Regions from separate parts of the Homo sapiens genome. Here region 1 is linked to region 2. A link is a contact called in ENCODE Hi-C data. All regions are on one chromosome and are shown on one strand. The core of a region is the stretch at or near the end of the contact, and the rest is flanking DNA. Distances in the headings are between cores, read along the strand shown.

Region 1 (5,506 bases), core at 2,705-5,204, 750 kb before region 2:
AGAAGGACTGTTGTTCCTTTAAGCCACAAAATTGAAGTGATCTGTTACGCAGCAATAGATAACCGGAACAATGAAGAAAAGCAGTATAAGAAAAAGTAACATGCCTGAAGCTGCCATGCCCACCCGGTTCCAAAGCCCACGCTCTTATCAACTGCACTGTGTCACTCTTTGCTCTCTACTGTTGCAAACGATGCCAAATAAAAAGAAGGACAGGAATACTCCACAGAATAACACACCCCTAAACACAGGGCATCACCTAGAAAACAAGTACAAAAATATACCTAGAAAATCCTGACAGACCCCTGTAATAATCTAGCATTCCCAGCCCCACTCTGACCCCAAGCTATGGATCCAATTTCACCATTACTCACTTTTCCTGATCATTCTACTTCTATAACTCTGTCTCTGTGATTTCCAGTTCTGGAATATTCTCTCCATTGTTAACTATTTTTAAATCATTTATTTAATGATCAGGATGTAAACCAGGGGGATAAAAGGTTACAATAATTCTTAGAGTACATTTTAAGGTAGAAGGAAGAAAGGGAGAATAAAGATGTCACCACTAAACCAAGTAACCGAAAACTACCAAAATGACCATCTAAAAGAACATACCAAACAATACTAAATATACTTTAAAAACAAAAGTTTACAAGAAGTAAATCATAAATGTACATTTTTTGTGTATTTTGTTTTGTTTTGATTTTTTTTTTCTTGTATTTTTTGGTTGAGATGGGGTTTCACCACATTGGCCAGGCTGGTCTCGAACTCCTGACCTCAAGTGATCAGCCAACCTCGGCGTCCCGAAGTGCTGGGATTACAGGCGTGAGCCACTGCACCCGCCCCATAAATGTAAATTTTATATGTATACACACATATACTTTTTTTTTTTTTTTTGCTCTGTTGCCCAGGCTGGAGTGCAGTAGTGCGATCTCAGCTCACTGCAACGCCCCCCTCCCAGGTTCAAGCGATTCCCCTGCCTCAGCCTCCCAAGTAGCTGGGATTACAGGCACCTGCCACCACGCCTGACTAATTTTTGTATTTTTAGTAGAGACGGGGTTTCACCATGTTGACCAGGCTGGTCTCGAACTCCTGACCTCAAGTGATCCACCCACCTCAGCCTCTCAAAGTGCTGGGATTACAGGCGTGAGCCACTGCACCCGGCCCACAAATGTAAATTTTATATATATATACGCATATATACATATTTATTTTCTTTTTTTTTGAGACGGAGTCTCTTGCTTTGTTGCCCAGGCTGCAGTACAGTGGCCCGATCTCAGCTCACTGCAAGCTCTGCCTCCCAGGTCCACGCCATTCTCCTGCCTCAGCCTCCCGAGTAGCTGGGACTACAGGTGCCCACCACCACGCCTGGCTAATTTTTTGTATTTTTAGTAGAGCCGGGGTTTCACCGTGTTAGCTGGGATGGTATTGATCTCCTGAACTCGTGATCTGCCCGCCTCGGCCTCCCAAAGTGTTGGCATTACAGGTGTGAGCCACTGCGCCCAGGCAGCATATGTACATATTTCTATATAGGTATACACATGCAGTGCTAACATTAGTCTTTTAAAAAGGGAGAAATACACATTTATATATTTATATATAATATATATAGAGAGAGTAAATTACTGAAAGTGATGCCTCTAGGTAGTGGGGTATGAAGAGTCTAAGAGGAAGGCCAGGCACAGTGGCTCGCGTCTGTAATTCCAACACTTTGGGAGGCTGAGGCGGGTGGATCGCTTGACGTCAGGAGTTTGAGACCAGCCTGGCCAACATGTTGAAACCCCGTCTCTACCAAAAAATACAAGTTAGCTGGGCGTGGTGGTGCACACCTGTAATCTCAGCTACTTGGGAGGCTGAGGTAGGAGAATCACTTGAACCCGGGAGGCAGAGGTTGCAGTGAGCCAAGATTGCACCACTGCACTCCAGCCAGGGTGACACAGAGAGACCCTGTCCAAAAAAAAAAAGAGTCTAAGAGAAAAAGAAGGTAGATAAATAAACCAAATGATCAAATCTAACTTCAGCAAAACTGCAACGAACTGACATCAGGCACTCTGGAAGGGCCACACTGACAGAGACACAACGTTGCCTCTCACATATTCCTGGTAAAAACATTTAAGCTGAAGCTAATCATGAGGCGAAAATCAGACAAATCCAAATTGAGCGATATTCTGCAAAACACTGGGCTGGATTCTTTAAAAATGTCATTTGGCCTACAGAGGACAGCCAAATAAAAATGAAAATATCATTGTCATGAAAGACACAAAAGGCAGGGACACCATATTAAAAGAGACCAAAGAGATATGACAACAGAATACAATTGGTGATTCTTGATTGGATAGAAAAAATATAAACAACTATAACACATGTTATTGGGATAAATGGAAAAACTGAAATATGGACTGTGTATCAGAGTATTGTATCATTGTTAAATTTTCTAAATGTGTTATTTGTACTGTGATGATGTAGGAGAATGTCCTTGTTCTTGGCAGATAACTGCTGAAAGAAGTGGTGAATTATTAGTAGTCTACAACTAACTCTTGAAAGGTCCAGTGAAAATAAATACATAAATGGGAGAGAGAAAACACCAGAGCGAAAGCGAGCACACAAAAATAAGGCAAAATGGTGCAGCTAAGTGAAGGACGGGTTTATAAATATTCAATGTACTGCTCTTGCAACTTTCCTGTACATCTGAAAATTTTCAAAACAAACAGATGGGAAGAAAAAAATGAATATAGTACAAAATATGTGCAGTATCATAGTCTGCACTGTAAGTAAAAGTGTAAAGTCTTTTGTAGACCTTGGATTCTAACTACAGCTTTGTAGTGCATTAATGAAAAAGGTAAACATTAAACAATATCCAACAAAATAAAATAAAAATAAAAATGCCTTGTAAAGGGTGAATGAGATTAATTATTTTAAATGTTATGCAATGTACACCATTGACAATTAGGATACAATGCAAATTTAACATTATAACTACTCCTAACATAATATTTTCACAGCAAAGGTCTGAATTTTTACTGCACCTCTGGTTCACAACCATAAACAATTATATCTGTACAGTAATAATAATTTTAAAAACATCATTCTAGCTGGTTGCACTTGGATTGTCAATAATCCACAAATCCCACTAAAGAAAATTTTTTACCCGTTACATTTTCTAGAATGACTACCTCATTTCCCAACTTTGAAGTAACAGCTTTTAACTAAAAGGTTGCTTCAAAACTACTATTAAAAAGTGGTTCCTATAAAACACTACTGCTTGACCCAAAAAATAAAATAAAGCACACAGCCCAGCTTTCCTCTCAATTGGTCACTAAACCAGTATCATGAAAAGGCAGGGAGCCACGCTGTAAGCGCTCCCCCGTTTTCTGCCGAATGTTCAGGAAAAGAGTGTCAGGTTCAAGCCAGCATTTAAAATAAAATAAAATGAATCACAGTCAACTCCCTAAACTCCAATGTAAGAACCACGCACCTGCACCAAAATATGCCTGAGCGGGAACTCGAGTCGGCTCTCCGAGACCCCAAAGTTCCCAACCTAGCCCCAACCCCTCAAGCTTCCCCCAGGGGCACCGGCTTCTCACAGCCGAGGGGGATTCGGGGCCCACATGCGGAGCCTCCCGGGCCTGTCGAGCCACGGCAGAAGGCGACGACGCCCGGCCCCACAGGCCCCTCAAGCTCCTCAAGCTCCCCCAGTCCCTCCCTCCCCCGCCACTCGCTCTCCAGTCCCTGCCCCTTTCCCCGGCCCCACTCACTCTTCATCTTGGATGCGGAAGCCGGTGACAACCCCTTGCCGACACTGGACGGAAAAGAAAGAAGCAGGAAGGTTGTCCCCCTGCTTTCCACTTCCCTGAGGCGGGGTCCCGCACTAGGATCTCCGTGGTGGTCCCTCGAAGGAGAGCGTTAGAGATCCCGCCGCCATGTTGTGTCCCTGTCACCCTAGCAACCGTCAGGCCCTGAACGCCATGAGCTGTCGCCTGCGCATGCGCAAGATGCCCCGCCCATGTACGCGTGCGCAGTGCAGCCCGTCCCCTCAGCCCGGTTGCTAAGCAGCCTTTCCTCCGCTTCCATGTAAATACTGTGCAAATCCCCGCCTTTGACACAGGCGACCTTCGCTCGGCTCGCTCTCCCTGCTGGCCTGGGAACTTAGCGATTTGGAACCCACTACGTGGACGATAGCCTTGAGCTTTAATTGGGCTTGGGAGCTTCTACAGGAATTTTTTTTTTTTTTTGAGACAGAGTGTCGCTCTGTTACCCAGGTTGGGGTGCAATGGCGTGATCTCGGCTCACTGCAACCTCCGCCTCCCGGCTTCAAGCGATTCTCCTGCCTCAGCCTCCCAAGTAGCTGGGATTACAGGCACCCACCACTACACCCGGCTAATGTTTTTGTATTTTTAGTAGAGACGGGGTTTCACCATGTTAGGCTGGTCTCGAACTCCTGACCTCAGGTGATCCGCCTGCCTCGGCCTCCCGAAGTGCTGGGATTACAGGCGTGAGCCACCACGCCCGGCCCAGTTTTTCTTTTTAATTCAACAAGCATTTGTTTTTGCCCCAGGAACTGTCGCAGGTATTGGGGATTAAAGGACAGTGTAGACGAGGTGACTGAGTTCTTGAAACTAACATTCTAGTGTAAAGATGAATGAATGTACACCGGAATGAACTATGTGCAGACACGGTGCCTAAGCAACACAGTGGCCTAGTTCTCTGGACCCTGACAAAACAATAAAATAACAAGCATACTATGTATGGGTATAGTATTTTATGAAGCTCATTAGATTAGCCTCATAATTATTCCATGAGATCAAAACCCTGTTTTTTCCTCCATTTTTTTTCTTTTACTAAAATACATCGTTTATTTTTAAAACAGATAAGTAGCCTTGCCAAAACGAAGCCTCAGAAAATTGGTTTAAGACTGAATTGGCCAGGTGTGGTGGCTCACACCTGTAATCCCAGCACTTTGGAAGGCCGAGGCAAGAGGATCGCTTGAGGCCAGAAATTCAAGACCAGCCTGGGCAACATAGAGAAACCCCACTTCCCTCTTAAAAAAAAAAAAAAAAAAACTCCGGGCGTGGTGGCTCACGCCTGTAATCCCAGCACTTTGGGAGGCCAAGGCGGGCAGATCACGAGGTCAGGAAATCGAGACCATCCTGGCTAACACGGTGAAACCCCATCTCTACTAAAAATACAAAAAAAATTAGCCGGGCGTAGTGGCGGGCGCTATAGTTCCAGCTACTCCGGGGGCTGAGGCAGGAGAATGGCGTGAACCCTGGAGGCGGAGCTTGCAGTGAGCCGAGATTGCACCACCTGCACTGCAGCCTGGGCGACAGAGCAAGAGACTCAAAAAAAAAAAAAAAAAAAAAAAAAAGCCGGGCACGGTGGCACATGCCTGTAAACCCAGCTATTCAGGAGAATAAGGCGGAGGTATCTTGAGACCAGGAGTTCTAGGCTCAGTGAGCTATGATAGCACCACTGCACTCTAGCCTGGGTGACAAAGCAAGACCTTGTCTCG
Region 2 (5,061 bases), core at 217-2,716:
ATTATCGTTAAATGGTTTAATCAAATTTTTGTCCTAAAAAAGCATAATAGGTTAGCTGACCAATGATTAAAACATTATAGATCCGGAACGAACTAGAGAAGGCATGCAAAATTCAGATGAGAAAGTTTCTAAGTGATAGCTCCAGCTACCCCTCCAAATATCACAAAGGTCTAGCAGAATTGGAATTAAAAAAAAAAAGTCCTCTTGCACGGTTTATTTAAAATAAAGCCTTAACCTTAAAATTCCCTTGAAGGTGTTACAGCAAAGTAGGTATTCAGGCTCTGACCAACAAGGGGATGTAGACAGGCTGTCACCCAGGAGGGGCCGTTAGAGCTGGGCTCCCTGGGGATGCAAGGGGGTCCCACGGGGCAGTGGGCGAGGCAGATGCAGAAAGCACACCCAGCTGCCCCCACAACGCAGAGAAGCGTGGGGTGGGGAAAGGGAACTAATTCCACACTGCCTCCGGACCCCAAAGGCGAGGTGCGGGGGCGGGGGCGGGGGCGGGGGCGGATATCCCAGTGAGTGCTGCAGGAAATGATATCCAGACTCGGAGGGTGGATCTAGGAAGCCGCCAGGGCGAGGGCCCGGCGGGGGGGAGGGGGTGGGAGTGGGAACGTAGGATGTGGCTCCAAGGGGCAGGATGAGGGGGCGGGACGATCGAACGCGGATGTCGAGCCTAGGGAGGGCAAGGAGGGATGAAAAGCTAGCGGAGGGACGAGGGTGCAAGGAGCGGCTGGAGAGAGATGGGCTGCGGGCCTGGGGGCGCTGCCAGAGCGAGAGGAGGCGAAGCCCACGAGCTGGGTGGGCAGGAGGGCGGCAGGGTCTGTCCGGGCGGGGATGGGCGGGCGTGGGGATGCGCGGGCTGGGGCGCGGGGGTCGCAGAGCCGCAGGTCCGGCCCTGCCGGCGCGCACTTACCCCACTCGAGGAACTCGGCCACGTACTTGTCGCGGCGCAGGGCCGAGTGGCTGCACTCGGTGTACAGGCAGACGAGCACGTCGAGCAGCGTTTCCACGCTCAGGGCGCTCTCGTTGCGCCAGGGCCCGTCCAGGAGCAGCTGCTCCAGCTTCTTGAGCCGCACCTTGGCCGACATGGTGCCGCGCGGCCCGCTCCCGACGCGCCGGCCTCTCACCGCCGGCTCGGCCAGTCCGTCAGGGCGCGCCCTCGGGGGCTCGGCGGCTGCGAGCCCCGGCAGCAGCGGCGCCTCCTCGCCGCCCCGTCCGCGTCGTCGCGCCCCGGCCTAGGCCGACATCTTGGGCTCCGTCCCGACGGCGCAGAGTCTGGGGCGCCGGGCCCCGCGGGTCCATGGGCCGCTCTCCTCCCCTCGGCGCCGCCGCCCTCCCAGCTCGGGCGGCCCGCCCCCGCCGCCCTCAGCCCCGCCCGCGGCCGCGCCCTCCCCGCCGCCGCCGCCGCAGACTAGGAGCGGCGAGGAGCCTAGCGCTGCGCAAGCCCGGCCGGCGCCCGAGCCCGACCCCAGCCCCGACCCGGCGGCCCAGCCCCGCGGCCCGCAGCCAACCAGGGCGCGGCCAGCACCAGCGCAGCCAACCACTACGGGGCCGGCCGCCGCCGCGCTGACCTCAGCGCGCCGCCCCGCCCCGCGCCCGGCTCCCTGCTCCCGGCGGGCTCGGGCCTCGCCGCTTGCCGTAGGGAGCCGGGATGCTGGGAAGGCAGGGCCGGGCCTGGGGAGCGGCGCGGGGTGGGGGTGGGGGGGGCGGGGCGGGGCGAGTGGGCCGCTGAGATTGCGGAGCCCGCGCATGCGCAGAGCGCGCCTGGTGGGCGTGTGCGCCTTCGCCCTGCGGACCCGGTGCCTTCAGTATTCGGGGTCCGACCGCGCGCGTCGCGGATCCCGGGGCCGAAGACGACCCCAAGTATCGGAGAGGCAGAGTCGCGATCTCAGGCCGTCGAGCCCCGTCCCGCAGTCCGCGGGCCCATGTTGCCTGCGGGGCCTCGGACCTGCCCGGCCGAGGTGGGGGTCGAGGGCGGCCCGGCAGGCGCAGCTCTGATGGCCTCGGCGGGTTGTGGGCTATTTAAAACGGCTTGTCCCAGCTCGAAGCGGTCCTGGAAGACTCGGGCCCTACCCCTGACTTTACCGATGAGAGACTGAGGCCCAGACGGTGTGGGGTCAGGGCCCAGGCTTCTGGGGGATGCTGCCAAGGCGGGAGCCAGCGTCCCCAGTGCCCGGTGGATTCGTGATGGCTTGCAGAGGGTTTCAGTTTCCACTGTCCAGCCCTCCCTGCAGACCAATGCCTAGGTGTGACAGTTTGGTAGGAAAGGGGCCGGATATTTGTCTCCAGGCTGGGTTTGCCTAGCGAGTCGCTGCATTTACTAAGATTGTTGGTTAATTTGGGTGGCTGGGGGAGGGAGGCTGATGGAGATACCCCCCAACCCCAACAAACCCTTGGCGTCAGGAGAGGAGGGGCTTTTCCTGGAGCTTGCGGAAGGTCACCGAAATCGTGGGGGTATCTGAGAGCTTCTGGGGCGCGCGGGTGCAGGGGAAGGGGTCATGCTTCCGTGGAAGCGGTGGCCTCCAGGTGGAGCCGATGAAGGGGCAGATAGGGGTTTGAAGCAGGACGTTAAGGGAGCCTGAAGCAAAACTAATCTCTGGAGCTAAAAATAGGAGTGGGCCTGGCGCGGTGGCTCACACCTGTAATCCCAGCACTTTAGGAGGCCGAGGTGGGCGGATTGCCTGAGCTCAGGACTTCGAGACCAGCCTGGGCAACACGGTGAAACCCCGTCTCTACTAAAATACAAAAAACTAGCCGGGCGTGGTGGCGCGCGCCTGTAGTCCCAGCTACTCGAGAGGCTAAGGCAGGAGAATTACTTGAACCCGGGAGGCGAAAGTGCAGTGAGCCAAGATCGCTCCACTGCACTCCAGCATGGGCAACAGAGCACGACTCCGTCTTAATAATAGTAATAATAATAAGAAGAAGAAGAAGAAGAAGAGGAGTGGCTGCCTATGCCGGAGTTGTTGACTGGAACAAGAGGAGGAACCTTCTGGGCTGCTGGTAATGTTCTATGCCTGGATTTGGGTAGTAGTTACATGGGAGCACGCATAAGTAAACATTCTTCAAACTGTCTTCTTAAGATGAGTGCATGTCACTGTGTGTATGTATATATAATACCTTCATTTCTTAAAGGCAGGTGAGAACAATCTGGCGTTAGAGGTGAGAGTACTGGTTGCCTTTGGGGTATCAACTGGAAGGAGGCACAAGGAGAGGCCTCTAGGGGGCTGGGAACATTCTGTATCTTCAGCACAGCCGTTTTGTAACGTTGGGTCTGTAAATGTGTATAAATTCATCAAACTGTATTCTAAATATTTGCATGTTACTATTTGTGTATGACACCTTAAAAGTTTTTTTTAAAAAGTCTGAGCAGATCACCTGGCTCAAAATCAAAGTTAAATCTTCCCCCTTGGACCCCTTAGGGCCTGAGATGAGCAAGGGGAAAGGGGGCTGTGCCTGGTGCCATCTCCTTCCCCAAACCTCCCTCGGCTCGCTCAGCCCACTTCCACCCATCTAGAACCACCACCGGGAAGGGAGAAAGGGAGAAGTGGGGAAGGGCTCCAATCCCATCTGGATTGGCAGAGGGTAAAGCTGACCCTGTCTCTCCTGGGAACATTCATGGGCTCCTCGGTGGTTCCCTGCTGCTTTGTCTCCTGAAGTCCCCTTAACTCAAGCAGATGTGCCACTGGGTGGATGCTTACCTGGTGGCTGTGGAGGGGAGGGGCCCTCTGCCCTTCCTGAGGGACTTTTGGACAGGACCTAAATGGATCCATGGGTCTTGTGCTTGCTCATCCACCCAGCTCACATCTGTCCTCAGGAAACACTGGCACACTCCTCGCCCCAACATTAGTGAACAGGTGGGTCCCAGCACAGCAGCATAGCTCTGCCTCTGAAACAGCACATGAGCCCTTCCTGCCACTGTGCCCTCCAAATTGAGTGCCAAATATTGAGCTCTCTGAGAAATCCCTTGGAAGCCACCCTCACAGGCTTAAAGTGAAGGAAGGAGTGCCTGTCCTCTGTGTCCCCTGGCAGGATCACCTGACCAAACTTTCTCTTCCACTCTCATCTTTTATTCCTGAGTGTGGGACAGATTCCCAAACATTTCTCTTGACAATCTGCCCATGGCGATCTGACATAGCATTTGAGAATTCCACATCTGCTCTCTCTTCTTGCCTCCTGGAAATTTCCATTTACTGTTCTTATACATTTACAAATGTACAACAAAGGTCATCGTGCCTTTGGTGGACAGTCCTTGTATTCGTCTGCCCTCGCTTTCTCTCTCTCCTGAGCCCCATGCCCTGTGAGTCTGTGCTCCAGCTCCACTCTGATCATAGGATTCTAGAGGGGCTGGCACCAGGGTGGACATGTGACCCAAGACCCTAGCAGCACTTCATCCCCCTTCAGTCATGTGACTGAAGCCAGGCCAATCAGAGAACTTATTTGTTTATGTATTCATTTATCTATTTATTTTTTAGAGACATGGTCTTGCTCCGTCATACAGGCTGAAGTGACTTGGCACAATCATAGCTCACTGCAGCCTTGAACTGCCAGGCTCAAGTAATCCTCCCATCTCAGCCTCCACAGTAGTGGGGACTACAGGTGTATGCCACCACATCTGGCTAATTTAAAAAAATTTTTTTAGAGAAGGAGTCTTGCTATGTCGCCCCGGTTGGTCTTGAACTCCTGGTCTCAAACAATCTTGCTCCCTCAGCAGATAACTTATTTAGAATGTTTTATACTGGCTGGGTGTGGTGGCTCACACATGTAATCCCAGCATTTTGGGAGGCCAAGGCGGGCAGATCATTTGAGGTCAGGAGTTCGAGACCAGCCTGACCAAAATGGTGAAACCTTGTCTCTACTAAAAATACCAAAAATAAAAATAAAAAATTAGCTGGGTGTGGTTGTGCACACCTGTAATCTCAGCTACTTTAGAGAATGAGGCAGGAAAACTACTTGAACCCAGGAGGCAGAGGTTGCAGTGAGTCAAGATGGCGCCACTGCACTCCAGCCTGGGTGACAGAGCGAGACTCCATCTCAAAAAGAAAAAGAAAAAGAAAAAGA

Evidence for each region. A loop is a pair of places that touch in the nucleus more often than their neighbours do. Pooled maps may share reads with other maps.
Region 1: a pooled map shows a loop between it and region 2 (3-fold over the local background). The contact joins the promoter of MOK here to the promoter of CDC42BPB in region 2. A Hi-C loop is called at or near these places in 1 of 168 maps with a recorded cell type or tissue (Caco-2) and 5 of 50 pooled maps.

The regions. Positions count from the first base shown.
Region 1 is chr14:102,301,210-102,306,715 of GRCh38, forward strand. It overlaps MOK (MOK protein kinase), which reads right to left and starts at 3,955. Exons shown (of 12, transcript NM_014226.3): 1 at 3,753-3,955. The coding sequence starts at 3,759. RefSeq lists enhancers at 3,836-4,358, 4,125-4,174.
Region 2 is chr14:103,056,083-103,061,143 of GRCh38, forward strand. It overlaps CDC42BPB (CDC42 binding protein kinase beta), which reads right to left and starts at 1,467. Exons shown (of 37, transcript NM_006035.4): 1 at 917-1,467. The coding sequence starts at 1,091. RefSeq lists silencers at 1,139-1,218, 1,309-1,808, 1,849-1,958 and an enhancer at 1,954-2,604.